Linked DNA regions of Homo sapiens: region 1 is linked to region 2. A link is a loop called in an ENCODE intact Hi-C map of the cell type or tissue named here. Cell type or tissue: dorsolateral prefrontal cortex. All regions are shown on one strand. Links, peaks and the distances in the headings refer to the core of each region. The heading gives the core; the rest is flanking DNA.

Evidence for each region. A loop is a pair of places that touch in the nucleus more often than their neighbours do. Peaks named below come from ENCODE experiments on the same cell type or tissue, not always from the same donor. Only the 100,000 strongest peaks of a DNase experiment are listed, where the experiment ranks them.
Region 1: a loop joins it to region 2, with 2.6 times the contacts of the local background. A loop is called at or near these places in 7 of 110 quality-filtered maps.

What each region holds. Positions count from the first base shown.
Region 1 is chr3:170,632,972-170,637,971 of GRCh38, forward strand. All of the region lies in intron 2 of SLC7A14-AS1 (SLC7A14 antisense RNA 1), which reads left to right. Among named protein-coding and RNA genes, the nearest start is that of SLC7A14, 49 kb to the left of the region's middle. RefSeq lists enhancers at 33-82, 143-222, 1,544-1,753. In dorsolateral prefrontal cortex, for the core only: no CTCF peak of the experiment used is centred there; no DNase peak of the experiment used is centred there; H3K27ac peaks cover 3,410 bases.
Region 2 is chr3:170,409,797-170,418,464 of GRCh38, forward strand. No RefSeq gene overlaps it. Among named protein-coding and RNA genes, the nearest start is that of CLDN11, 4.7 kb to the right of the region's middle. In dorsolateral prefrontal cortex, for the core only: CTCF peaks have their summits at 4,520 and 4,729; a DNase peak (open chromatin) is centred at 4,545; H3K27ac peaks cover 795 bases.

The DNA.
Region 1 (5,000 bases), core at 1-5,000, 220 kb after region 2:
GAGAAAAAGAAATTCCACTCATCCGTACAGAGAGGTTGGTTTCAATTAAAAACCACACCGAGTGTGGCTGAGTAATTTCTTAATGTATTCCATTTGTAAATGAGAAGTGAAAAACACTCATTAGTAATTCTTGAATCCTTGGTGAATCAGCAATGTCCGCAGAAAACAAACATATACCACTCTGCTTACATTGAAAGGAGAACAAAGACACACCTTTTTTTCCTTTGTCTTTCAGAAATGCTTTTCATGTTTTAAAAAAATATATAAAAAATGGTATCATCACGTTGTCCCTCTGGGTCTGTTGTTGCATTTGCAAATTTTAATACTTTTCTGGTTAATATTTTATAAAGTGGATGCACTCATAAAATAGAAGTTGTCAGGAGCCTTCGGGATAATATCAGCCCCCTCTGGTCACCTAGGGTGAAAGCTGAAGCCACATGGCTGGAAATAAAGAAGTTCCATTTCCCAAAATTTGGGGACTTATTCTCTGGCAGGAGATTCACAGGCAAAAAGCCAAAACCAAAGCCCCCAAACAACCATTTTCCCTGCTGGAAAAAAGCTTCTCGAGGCTAGGGATTCATAATGGACACATCAACGTGCCCCCAGAACAGGTCCAGCACCGAGGAGGTGGTTCTGAACACACGTTAGAAAGAATAAACCACTGGGGCAGCCCGGTCATGAACTGTGAGCTGGATATTTCCCATGTGTGCCCCTAGATCCACTCTCCACCCTCAACCTGCTGCTCTCTGCCCTAGGCTGACCCCATAGGCCACTTCAATGGGATACCTTGACCTCTGGCTTATCAGGTAACTTCAGCCTATGAGGCGCCCCAGAGGAGTTTGGAGGGAAGAAGCAGATGAGGCTGGGGTGTTTATTCTTTTGACTTCTCCCCTGTGGAATGGCCTCCAGTGGGGCTTTCTGGAGGTCACAGCTCCACACCTCCTGCCAAGTAGACCCTCTCCTAGTGATCCTCCCTTACCTGGTTCTTGTAACACTCTGACCTTCATCCTAGGAGTACTGTGCTATCCCATACTCTGCCTACACCTTCATAAATGTCCCTTTATTATGCTGTCCTTGAATTGCCCTAATTTCAATGTGCCATCTATTTTTTTTCTGGGACATGACCAATACAGACATTGATAGACATATTCATGTTGGTTTAATGGCTGCGTCCTAAAATTCAACCTGCAATCTGCTCAACAAGCTGTGTACCCCAGAGGTTGAGGTGCCTTTTCCTAATGCTTACCCAGGAGAGATTAGGCTGGTGCCTTGGGCTGAATGTATGTATATGAGCCTCAACTTTAAACTAAGTTGAAAAGAACTAAGTTAAAAAAAAATTCTGAGGGGCCAGGTGCGGTGGCTCGTTCTTGTAATCCCAGCACTTTGGGAGGCCAAGGTGGGCAGATCGTGAGGTCAGGAGTTTGAGACCAGCCTGGCCAGCATGGTGAAACCCGTCTCTACTAAAAATACGAAAATTAGCTGGGTGTGGTGGTGGGTGCCTGTAATCCCAGCCACTTGGGAGGCTGAGGCAGGAGAATCTCTTGAATCCGGGAGGTGGAGGTTGCAGTGAGCTGAGACTGCGCCATTGCACTACAGCCTGGGTGACAGAGCGAGACTCCACCTCAAAAAAAGAAAAAAAAAGGAAAAAAAATATCTCAGAGATTCATTTTCTCTTCTTTGCCCCTTCTGTGAGTTGTGGCTTTTGCTTGCAGCCTGAGCAAGTCATCTCTATCCAAGCTGCAGCCACAGAAGCAGAAACAAAGGGGACTCCAATTGGTCTCCAAGGACTGACTACTTTGGCTGATCCTACAGAAGCAGAAAGACCACAAACCAAAGACAACAGTCCCTCTGGTCATTTGGTGATTTGTGGCTGTTTTTACCTGTTCTTTTGGTTGTGTTTTCATGCAGATCTGCCCTCTTCAACTCACTGGAGCGTTGTGTGATACAGGACCAGCTGCATGTCTGCAGAACCTGTTTTCATTTCTGTCTTTAGCATAGATGATAGAAATGACTCTAAAGGACAAAGTATACCTCAATGCAATAAAACCATCTGCCCTATCTAATTTCCCCTCCCTTCAGGGATGTGAGACCCAGTCTTGTGGGGTGTGTTTAGAGTCTCAGCTTCTTTATTGTTCAAATTTCCTTGCCAACCATTGCTGGTGATTTTAACTGACTTCACAACTTCTGCCTCAGTACTCGGAATGCTCTCCAGTAAAGATACAGCAAATTGCACATGGAAAAGCAATGTGTCACTCCGTTCAATGTTTCTGTCTTCAATGACTGAGGGTGTGTTGCATATGGTGAATAAAGGAGACATTCATCTTTCCTCATCCACATAAAGGAATTGGCAGTTAACTGGGTTACTAGACCAGGCTAAGGCCTCTAAATCTGACTTGATTGTTCAGTTCACATATTGCTTCCCATTTTTCTCTTCCCTGTGCATTCAGAAACCCATCTAATCCTGACTATTAAGCTCTTTGTACAGCGTGAGCTTTCCCCTATAATGCTAAACTCAAGCTGATTTTAGATGAGAATCCAACAGATCCTTTCAAGCAGCACTCAATTCAGTGAAATCTCCATCTGCAGACAGTCCTTGCTGCTGAAAGAGACTGGCTAGATTTGAGCAGCAATAATTACTTTCAAACGAATTTCCCATCTCCAGGTGTTTGCATCTCACTAATTATTTTCAAGGTAAATTGATTTTGCTTGGCAGTATCTTCCACTTCCACCTTGCAATAAGCAATTTAACATGAAATTGCTGACCTATAATTGTTCTACCCAACCATGAATTCCTAATCCTTCTGCAATTTATAGTTATGTAGTCTTTGAGCTGCAACTGAGTTTTCCACCAGCGTAATAATCACTTCCTTTATTTTTACCTATAACAAGCAGCTGGATTAGTGTAGTGCATGGGAGAGCTTCAGCTAGTCACTGAAAATTACAGAATATCAATAGCTATTGACGTGGGTGGCAACATATTACAAAATGGAACTGTAGATCATTTGGGGAAAATATTTTGATGAAATTCACCCCTCTGGGTGATGTGCTGAATCTTAAACCAGAAAGAAAGAACATCAAACCAAACAAAAAAGGTTATTTTTTTCCTTTGAATGGACAGATAGCAACATCTTTAAATGCTAAATAAAGTAGCCCTGAGCTTCTGAGGGTGCCCCTCAGGGACTATTGTCTGAACTGTCAATCAAGTCTCTTGGATTTCTGCCCTCAATGCTTCTTTCCTTTTCCAGCTTTCCTTCAAATGTTCAGCAGTGATAAATAGAGAGTTGTTTGTCTTTTATTTCAAATGCCTTCCTTATAATATCAGAGCTATGTTAGCATCATTTACAAATCAATCTAGCAGGATGGCTTAATGTCATCACAATTTTATGGCAGCCAGTGATATCCAAACTATCTCTAGAGTCTTGATTTATTTCTGTTTGGCTCTAAATTAGGTTATTTCTCCTCCAAAGGTTACCAAGTGCTTTAGAAACTGATGCCCTGATGCCCCTTACTCCCACACGTGAGAGAAATGCCTCCAGGGTCAGGATGAAGAGCTCACCACCCAGCAGGAGAGAAGATGAGCAAGTTAAGCAGTGCCCAGCCTTTAAGAAGTGTCTCCCACAGTGAGGTTGGAGTTCTGAGGAAGGAGAGGGGAGAGCTGACTTTGGCTAGACTCCAGCAGTTCTCAACCAGAGGCAATTTTGTCCTCCAGGGGACATTTGCCAATGTCTGGAGACATTTTTGGTTCGCACAACTTCAGGGAGGGAGTGCTAGGCACAAAATGAGGGAGGCCACACACTGGGGATGGCGGACAGATGTTTAATTTCCTCCCTCGCCAGCTCTTCCTCATCTCCATATGTGCAAATGTTCCCATCATCCAAGGTCTGGGTCATGCACATCCTCTCCACACCCTCCTCTTCCATTGCCAACCTCCCATCCTGTCTGTGTAGCCCAGTGTTTCTCAGCTGGGCACCACTGACATTTTGGGCTGGCTAAGTCTCGGTTGTAGGTGCTAGGGGGGGATCCTCTGCATCGCAGGATGTTTACAGCTCTCCTGACCTCTGTAAGCCACTCCTCATTTTGAACCCCACTTTCCTCATCTGTTAAGTGAGTTCATCATTCAGACAGCAAATATCTATTGAAACTCTACTTTGTCCTAGGAGCTGTCTTAGGCATTGGGGACACCAGAGTGAACAAGAAAATGTCTCCACTTATAGTGAGTTTACACTCTGCTGGGGGTTACAAATAATAAACACACAAGGAAATGAAAAATTAATATCTTATTAGACGGAGAAAAGAGCTATGAACAACAATAAAGCAAGTTTCAGATGGAGAGTCTCAGAACCTACTCTTTTAGCCAGGAACACCAGGGAGGGCCATTCTGAGAAGGTGACATTTTAGTACTCCGAAATGGAACAAGCCATGGAACAGCTTTCTTCAGTTCCAAAGTTCCTTTTTTCTGCCTCTGTTCACATAATTGCTCAGCTTGCACTTACCGCCTTCTTTGTCACTTGTTTTGCCTGACTTCGGCCTCCCCACAAGGGGCCCAGCTTTGATTCTCTGCTCTTTCTTGACCTCTGGTCCCTTGAATTCTTTGGCTGGAGCACCTTCCCAATAGGCATTCCCAGTCTTCACTGTGATCTCCATCTAGCTGCTAGCCCTGAGTCCACAGGCCCTGTTTGCAATTATGGGGCAGCCAATGTATTTTTTGGGCCCACTGATTAATAGACTGTTAGTGATGAGAACTGTGTATAGTTTGTACACACACACACACACACACACACACACATTTTTTCTTGATGCTGTAACGTATGAATGGCAAATACTAGGAACAGTTGCCATCAGTCAATTCTCTTTCTCATAACTATGTCAGATCAGATACTCATAATTGATGATCATGACTGTCCTACCATCCAATAGTAATTGCCATGGAAGATGAAACCCTGGCTCAAAGGTGCCATGTATTGCCTTAAAAAGTAGCTTGAAATAGATATATGCTGCCA
Region 2 (8,668 bases), core at 2,082-7,081:
TATTTTAAATTTTAAAATTTAAAACTTTTTTTTACTCATGATCAAAAGAATTCACGTTCATTATGGAGAACTGGAAAATGCCTAAAGAACAAAAGAGAGGAAGAACTCTCAATCTCACTACCCAAAAAAGTTGTTAACATTTCGGTGTATATTTTTCAAATATATTTATATATATTTTAAAAACCAATCTCCAACTGTACAGATATTTTGGAAGTACATTTAGCAATTTGTATTTTCAAATTCATGTTTTATTTTATTTATTTTTTTTGAGACATGATCTTGCTCTCTTGCCCAGGCTGGAGTGCAGTGGTGCGATCTCTGCTCACTGCAACCTCCGCCTCCTGGGTTCAAGCGATTCTCTGCCTCAGTCTCTGGACTATCTGGGGCTACAGGCCCACGCTACCACACCCAGCTAATTTTTGTATTTTTAGTAGACACGGTTTCTCTACGTTGCCTAGGCTGGTCTTGAACTCCTGGCCTCAAGTGATCTGCCTGCCTCGGCCTCCCAAAGTACTGGAATTACAGGTATGAGCCACAGTGCATGGCCAAGATTCATATTTTATAACATATAATTTACTTCTAAATTGAACAGTTAATTGAAATGTAAATAAAAACAATTGAATACTTTATAATTAGTTTATTAGATACATTTTTAGAAGCTGGATCAAAGAATGTACATATTTTAAATCCTTTTGCTATATATTGCAAATTGTTTTTGAAATGGGGCATGTCAGCCGTGCTATTGGTATTTTGTAAACTTCATCCTTTGTCTGTCAGTAAAGTTAATTTTTATCAAATCATTTATCTAGAACTAATGAGAGACTGCAAGAGCCCTCCAGTGGCCAAGCTAATTTCTGCAAAAATACCATCATCAGAATGAAAAAGGAATTGTATGCAGTTGTTAAATCTTGACAGCGAAGAGAAGGGATGGCTAGAATTATTTTAGCTGTTTAAAGGGCCATATGCTGTACTTGTAGGTGAGATCACATTTTCTTTCCTTTCAAATTCTTATTCATATGTTACCAGATTTTGAAACATTTTGAGTTTCACTGCTCTGTAATATGAAGGTTAAGATTGTGTTTACAGATCAGTTGAAGCCAGGAGTTCGAGACCACATAGTAAGACCCTGTCTCTACAAATGATAAAAAAATTAGCCGGCCATGGTTGTGGGCACATATGGCCATAGCTGCTCAAGAGGATGAGGTGGGAGGATCACTTGAGCTTGGTGGGCAGGGAGTGTCAAGGCTGCAGTGAGCTGTGATAGCCCGCCACTGCACTCCAGCCTGGGCTACAGAAGGAGACCCTGTCACAAAACAAACAAACAGGTTTACAACCAACTGATTATTTTTTGGTATAGAAGCCAATAGTTATTGAGTACTTACTATGTATTAGACACTACTCCAATAATTGTACATTTAGGAACACATTTAATTCTAACATTCGAACAGCTATTATGAAATAGTTACTGTTGTTTTTTGTTTTGAGACAGAGTCTCCATCTGTTGTCCAGCATGGGGCGCAGTGATGCGATCACAGCACGTTGTAACCTCCAACTTGTGGGCTCAAGTGATCCTTCTGCCTTAGCCTCCTCAGTAGCAAGGACTATTAGTAGCTATTTTTATTTTTGTAGAGACAGATTGCTGAGGCTGGTCTGAAACTCCTGGCATCAAGCAATCTTCCTGTCTCAGCCTCCCAAAGCGCTGGGATTACAGACATGAGCTACTGTGCCCAGCCAGTTACCGTTGTTAACACAATTTTTCTGGTGAGGAAATAGAATATTAGTTATTAAATGCAGTTACTAAACAAAAAAGTTAAACAGCCTGCTCGAGATCACACAACTAGTTAGTGATGGAGCCAGGATTCCACCCTATTCCCCTTACTACTCTACTCTGTTGTCTGCTTTGGATCTTGGTGCCCAACAATGTCCTCATTCAGGATAATTTAATAAAATAGAATCTTTATTTACATAAGAAACAAAAAGAAAACAATTGGTGTCATTGAGACACAGGCTTCTCTTGTAGACAGTTTTTTATGGAACAGTGTAGCATTGATAACATGATTGGTGATTTTTTATTATATATTGAATGAATAATAAGAGGACACATGATTGTTTTGATCATTTTATTATTCATGTTTTCAGTAAAAGACTTAAAAGTCAACAAATTGCTCTGTGTTTCCATGTCCTAGGTAGCTAAATGCAAACACCTGTTCTTTTTTTTTTTTTTTTTTTTTTTTTTTGAGACAGAGTTTTACTCTGTCACCTGGGCCGGAATGCAGTGGCGCGATCTCAGCTCACTGCAACCTCCGCCTCCCGGATTCAAGTGATTCTCCTGCCTCAGCTTCCTGAGTAGCTGGGTTTACAGGCGCTCCCCACTACGCCCAGCTATTTTTTTGTATTTTTAGTAGAGACAGGGTTTCACCATGTTGGCCAGGCTGGTCTTGAACTCCTGACCTCATGATTCGCCCGCCTCAGCCTCCCAAAGTGCTAGGATTACAGGTGTGAACCACTGCGCCTGGCCGACAAACACCTGTTCTTTATTATTATTATTATTATTGGGAGCCAGAGTCTCACTCTGTTGCCCAGGGTGGAGTGCAGTGGCGTGATCTTAGCTCACTGCAACCTCTGCCTCCTGGATTCAAATGATTCTGGTGCCTCAGCCTCCCAAGTAGCTGGGATTACAGGCACCCACCATCACACTGAGCTATTTTTTGTATTTTTAGTAGAGACAGGGTTTCACCATGTTGGCCAGGCTGGTCTCGAACTCCTGACCTCAGGTGACCTGCCTGCCTTGGCCTCCCAAAGTGCTAGGATTACAGGCGTGAGCCACCGTGCCCTGCCCCTTAATTATTAAGATAGAGAATTTAAAGATGTGGCTTTTTAGTTAGATTATTTCCTTATTTTTCACTTCAGCACTTATATACTCTATTACTACTATGTTTTCTGAAAATGTAATCGCTAGTTGAATTTGGGCTAAAAATAAGGACTTTTGCTCTTCTTCAGGAACTATGATCTCATAGGTTGAATTAGACAGGATATCATTTAATGCAGTCTGAGACTCTTGGCAGAGAAGTGGATGAATAGAATTGCTACTTGAAGAGAGAAAACACTCTGAGAGGATTCAAGCCTAAAACTCCAGGTACAAGTTTTTCATTATTTTACTCTATCTACAAGCTGAAGGAAGGGAAATTTGGGATGAAATGGCTTCTGAAGGAATGATATTCTAGTTGCACTGTGAAGAAAGGGCAAGATATGGGGGAGCACCTGGAGCCCTGTTGTCTGTTCTAGAGAACCTGGTGTGTTTTCCACAGTGATTGTTGGAGAAATTTCCTGAAAAGGAATTTTTTCCCCTCTCGTAGCTGAATTTGAATCTCCAGGTGGAAGTGAATTGTGAAGGTGCCACTCTTCTCTGCTGGAAGTATATGCATTGAGGCCAGCGTGTCTAGGTAATTAGAGACTTTTCTGTTTGAGACCTGAGCAGTACACATCCCTTCTACTGCTGAAGGCTTCACTTTCCTGTGGGCGGCAGGTGGGTACCCGAGACCACAAAGAGCTGTACTCTGCCTCTTGCCCACTCCCTAGACCAGCTCCAATCACCACCTCCTGATTTCTTCTGCATGGTGTCTTCAGGTTCTCATCCTAGTGGAACTTGTAGGCTTGCAAATTCAATCTCTCCCTTTCAACCCTTCAGTCAGCTCCATTCAACAGGTATGTATTGAGTGCCTTTGTGTATGCCACGTACTGTGCCACATTCAACAGTTTCGGTGATGAACAAAATAGACAAAATCCTGAAACTTACAGGTCATTTCATTTTTAAAGCCTATGTTTGATATTCTTTTTATGCTATGAATTTGTTCTACAGTATTTCTAAAAATGTGTGTATGTGTGTATCATCAAATATTTAAAATCCACCAGAGGAATTTATCCCTTAAAAAGAGGTCCCCAGGCCGGATGTGATGGGGAGCTGAGATGGGGGTATCTTTTGAGGCCAAGAGTTTGAGACCAGCCTGGGCAATACAGAGACCCCTCCCCCATCTCTATAAAAAATACAACAATAAAAAAATTAGCCAGGTGTGGTGGTGTGCACCTATAGTCCTAGCTATTCAGGAGGCTGAGGTGGGAGAATCACTTGGGCCCAGAGTTCGAGGTTACAGTGAGCTATGTTTGTGCCGCCACACTTCAGCCTCCAGGGGGACAGCAAGACTCTGTCTCTAACAAAATAAATAAATAAGTAAATAAGGGCCTAGTAGAAGTACTTGATTTTTTAATTGAGTAATCTTGCTTAAGTAATTTCATATATGTCCTGTGTTTTCATGTTTGGTTTTCTAAAGAGGTGAATCATCTTTTTAAAATATATGAAGAAAACTTCCACAGAGAAATGCACATTCCAGTTGGGTTTAATTATCCCTCATTTGGAATGTGCAAAGCTGAGGTTAATCATGTTTCTCTACAAGTTACAGCTCCCTTCAGTTTTTTACCAGCCATGCAATGATAAAAGATAACCACTAGCAGGCGCTAAGAGCCTACTCGTTGGCCCAAACTTTGCTCTCAATGTGGGGTTTTGATGCTTGCCAGCAGTCACATCTGCTTTGTGGTATGCATTCGTGCTGTATCTGAATAGCATTTTAGTTTGATTGACTATTTTTGGGTGTAAATGGTAGAAGAACAGTTAACCAGGCCTTTTCCTTTGTTTAGTTCACATCTGGGTTTTAGGGCCTTACTGGCCCTAATCCCCTAATCCTCCCCTTCAAATACCTTTGAATAAGAGTAAGATGAAGGAACGAACTTACGCTCAAGCCACAGAGCATATGACTCATCTTATATTTTTTTTTATAATGGAAAAAAACATTGGACTTAGGGTTAGAAGACCTGAAATCAGGTCTCAGCTCTACCTTCCTAGTTCTGATATGTACTGTGGAAATGTGAAAAGATGGCATGGCAGAGTTTGCTGAGAAAAAATTAACTGAGAAGACCTTTGTCTGGATGGTCTGGGGACCAACGATTGACGTTTATCTGAGGGTGATTAGACCTTGAGAGACTGACTCTTACAACTAAAGGGTACCTGAGACTGTGACAGACCCAGAATATCAGTTTAGTAAGTTGTGCTGCATGGGAAGTCAGGTCTTAATCACAAAGAGGGTTTGGGAGGAGAGCCACAGCCAAGCAATGTGGATGATATTTTTTTTTTTTTTGAGACAGAGTTTGCTCTTGTTGCCCAGGCTGGAGTGCAATGGCATGATCTCGGCTCACTGCAACCTCCGCCTCCCGGGTTCAAGCGATTCTCCTGCCTCAGCCTCCTGAGTAGCTGGGATTACAGGCATGTGCCACCATGCCTGGCTAATTTTGTATATATATATATATATATATATTTGATATGGAGTCTTGCTCTTGTCACCCAGGCTGGAGTGCAATGGCACGATCTCGGCTCACTGCAACCTCCGCCTCCCAGGTTCAAGAGATTCTCCTGCCTCAGCCTCTTGAGTAGCTGGGATTACAGGCACCTGCCACCACGCCCAGCTAATTTTTGTATAATTTTGAAACCCCGAGACGGGGTTTCACCATGTTGGCCAGACTGGTCTCGAACTCCTGACCTCGTTATCCACCCGCCTTGGTCTCCCAAAGTGATGGGATTACAGGGGTGAGCCACTGTGCCTGGCCGCAATGTGGATGATTTTAGCAAAAGTCTCAGCTAAGATAGCTTGAGGGACTTCCCCACCCTACAGAGCCTTGCTAATGGCACCGCATCCTCAGAGTCTGTGAGCCACAGACTCTGAAAATAGTCAAGGATTCCCATTGCGTCTCTCTGCCTCTTGGCCCCCAGTTCTCTTTGCTTCCATGGCTTCCTGCCTTCCTTTTGAAGGGACAAGCCCTCTCTTTACCTTGGGCTAATGAATTCAAACAGGTTACATCTTGTGGCCTCCTCAAGTGGCCTTTTGTACATCTATGCTGGAATGGATTAGACACTGGCTTTACAATTGCTTTCATTGGATAATAATAATACCCTAATTATTTAGCTTGTATCTCTACCAAAGGGAACTCCCACTTCCAATTAATCTACGCTTCCTATAAATCATTCTAACAGTGTCTAATGTGAATGAGTGTCCAGCAGTGCTGGGCACTATGCTGAGTACTTCATATAAATTATCTCACTTGATCCTCACCATGCCCTAAGGGGGCATTTACTATCTCACTTTGTACATGAAGAACCTGAGAGTCACGTAGGTGAAGGGCCAGCTCAAGTGGTGAAGACAGAATGTGAACCTAGGAGGTCCCAGTCCAAGACAGCAATCTTAACAACTTGGCAATTTTTTTTTTTTTTTTTTTTTTTTTTTACCATTTAGTGCCTGAGTTCTGAAATCTGGCTTTACAAACACTATGTGTGTGTGACCTGTGGATGATCTGGGCATTATTATATTCTGATTGGTTGAAGTTTCATGGTTCGAATGTCAAATTCTAATGGAGGCATAAGAGTGCAGATTCCATGAGTGCTTTTACAAGAAGTTGATGTTGCTTGGGTTTTATGTTTTATGTTGTATTTAGCACAAAAGCCATTTTAAAAAAGTGTTATAAGGAAATATCTGAAAACATTCAGTCCATAGACCCTGGTGATGAAACGTCCCCCAAACACAATGGCTCACTCAGAACATACTCCTATGGAATAGTTTCCACAAATCAAACTCATACGAATATAGGGAGGATACATAAGAATGCAAAATCAGGCCAAGCCTGCTGGCTCATGCCTATTATAATCCCAGCACTTTGGGAGGCCAAGGCAGGTGAATTGCTTGAGCGCAGGAGTTCAAGACCAGCTTGGGCAACATAGTGAGACCTTCTCTCTACTAATAATAAGAAAGATTAGCTGGGCATAGTGACTCATGCCTGTAGTCCTAGCTACTCAGGAGGCTGAGGTGGGAGGATCACTTGAGTCCCGGGGTTCAAGGCTACAATGAGCTGTGATCACGCCACTGAACTGTAGACAGGGTGACACAGATCTTGTCTCAAAACAACAACAACGGCAACAACAACAACAACGTTCTGAAGCATCACATTAGCCAGGGGTTTCTGAATACTTACTTTGTACCAATGTTACTTTAAGTTCTGCATATATATTACTAGGTTGGTATAAAAGTAATCGTGGTTTTTGCCGTTATGTTTAATACTTTGCACCAACCTAATAGCTCACAGAATAAAAAAAAAAGTCTATGAGGTAGGTACAGTTTTCATCCTTATTTTACAAATGAGAAAAGGAGGCCAAGAATGATAAAGTAACTTGGTCTCACAGCCAGAAAGTGATGGAGCCAAGATTTGAACTTGGGCAGTTGGACTGTGTTCTTAGTCACTGTGCTTCCTGGGTGATTACTGTGACCCTTGTACTTGACACTCTGCTATCAATTACAAGAGCCATTTCTGTGTGTGCACTTGATTTCCTTGGGGTCTCCAGGGAAATGTAATTGTCTCCTCAAGTCCAGGCTTTCCTAGAAGACATGGTGATTGCACTGATAACCAGCATTAGGGCTGGCTTTGGGAAAGCTCAGTACCTATGATTTATGGTTAGTATCTTAGATTTTAGAACGCTGAGCAGGAAGTTTTTGTGCTTTCTGAAATCCTCACACCTTTAAGTCTCATGATTGGTGAGGAGGCAGTGGTCCAAGGGAATGGATAGAAGGAGATAATAAGATAAGCCAAATGTTTCAAAGGGAGTGAAAACTGTTGAATGTAAATGCAGCTCAAGGAAGACTTCCCTATCTGAATAAAAAGGTGCAAATAATGCGGCCTATTTGTATGCATGGTGGCTTAATGATGTTGATGGTGATGATGATAGCTTTACACTATCAGAGCGCTCATTCTGGGCTAGGCAGTTTTCTCAGTGGGGTACAGATATTAATTTATTTACAGTGAGCCAGAGAAGTCTGCTGTAGCTTTTAATGCGTCTAAAATGGGACACATGAACCCCTTAGGAATTTTCAGACTGATCAGGACAGTTTCCTAGAAACAGTTCGTGAAAGGGATGAGATGGGCCCATGGTATCTACCCCTTCCTAGCTGCGTGAACTTGGGCAACTCAACCTTCTTGTGCTGTTTCTCTATGGCTAGTGCGTGTAATTTGTTGTTGTTGTTGTTGTTTGCTTTTGAGACGTTGTCTCACTCAGTTGCCCAGGCTGGAGTGCAGTGGCACGATCTTGGCGCACTGCAACCTCCTTCAAGTTATTCTCCTGCCTCAGCCTCCCAAGCAGCTGGGGTTACAGGCATGCGCCACCATGCCCGGCTCATTTTTGTATTTTCTGTAGAGATGGAGTTTCACCATGTTGGTCAGGCTGGTCTCGAACTCCTGACCTTAGGTGATCCGCCCACCTTGGCCTCCCAAAGTTCTGGGATTACAGGTGTGAGCCACCACTCCCGGCCTAGTATGTGTCATTGACAATTGTTCCTACCTCAAAGGCTGTTATGAGGATTAAATGAGCTAATGCATGTAAAATGCATCTGCATAATATATAACACAGCTCGATAAATGTGAGTTGCTATTGTTGATTATTATGGCCACGTTTGCCGCTGATGATGTTCAACCACTGAAAAGCATCGTTTTCTTTCTTCTAGTAACTGTGTGTACTGAATGCCTCGCGTTTGTCCCTACTGCACTTTTCAGTCTGTCACAATCCTGGGTCGTCGGGGGA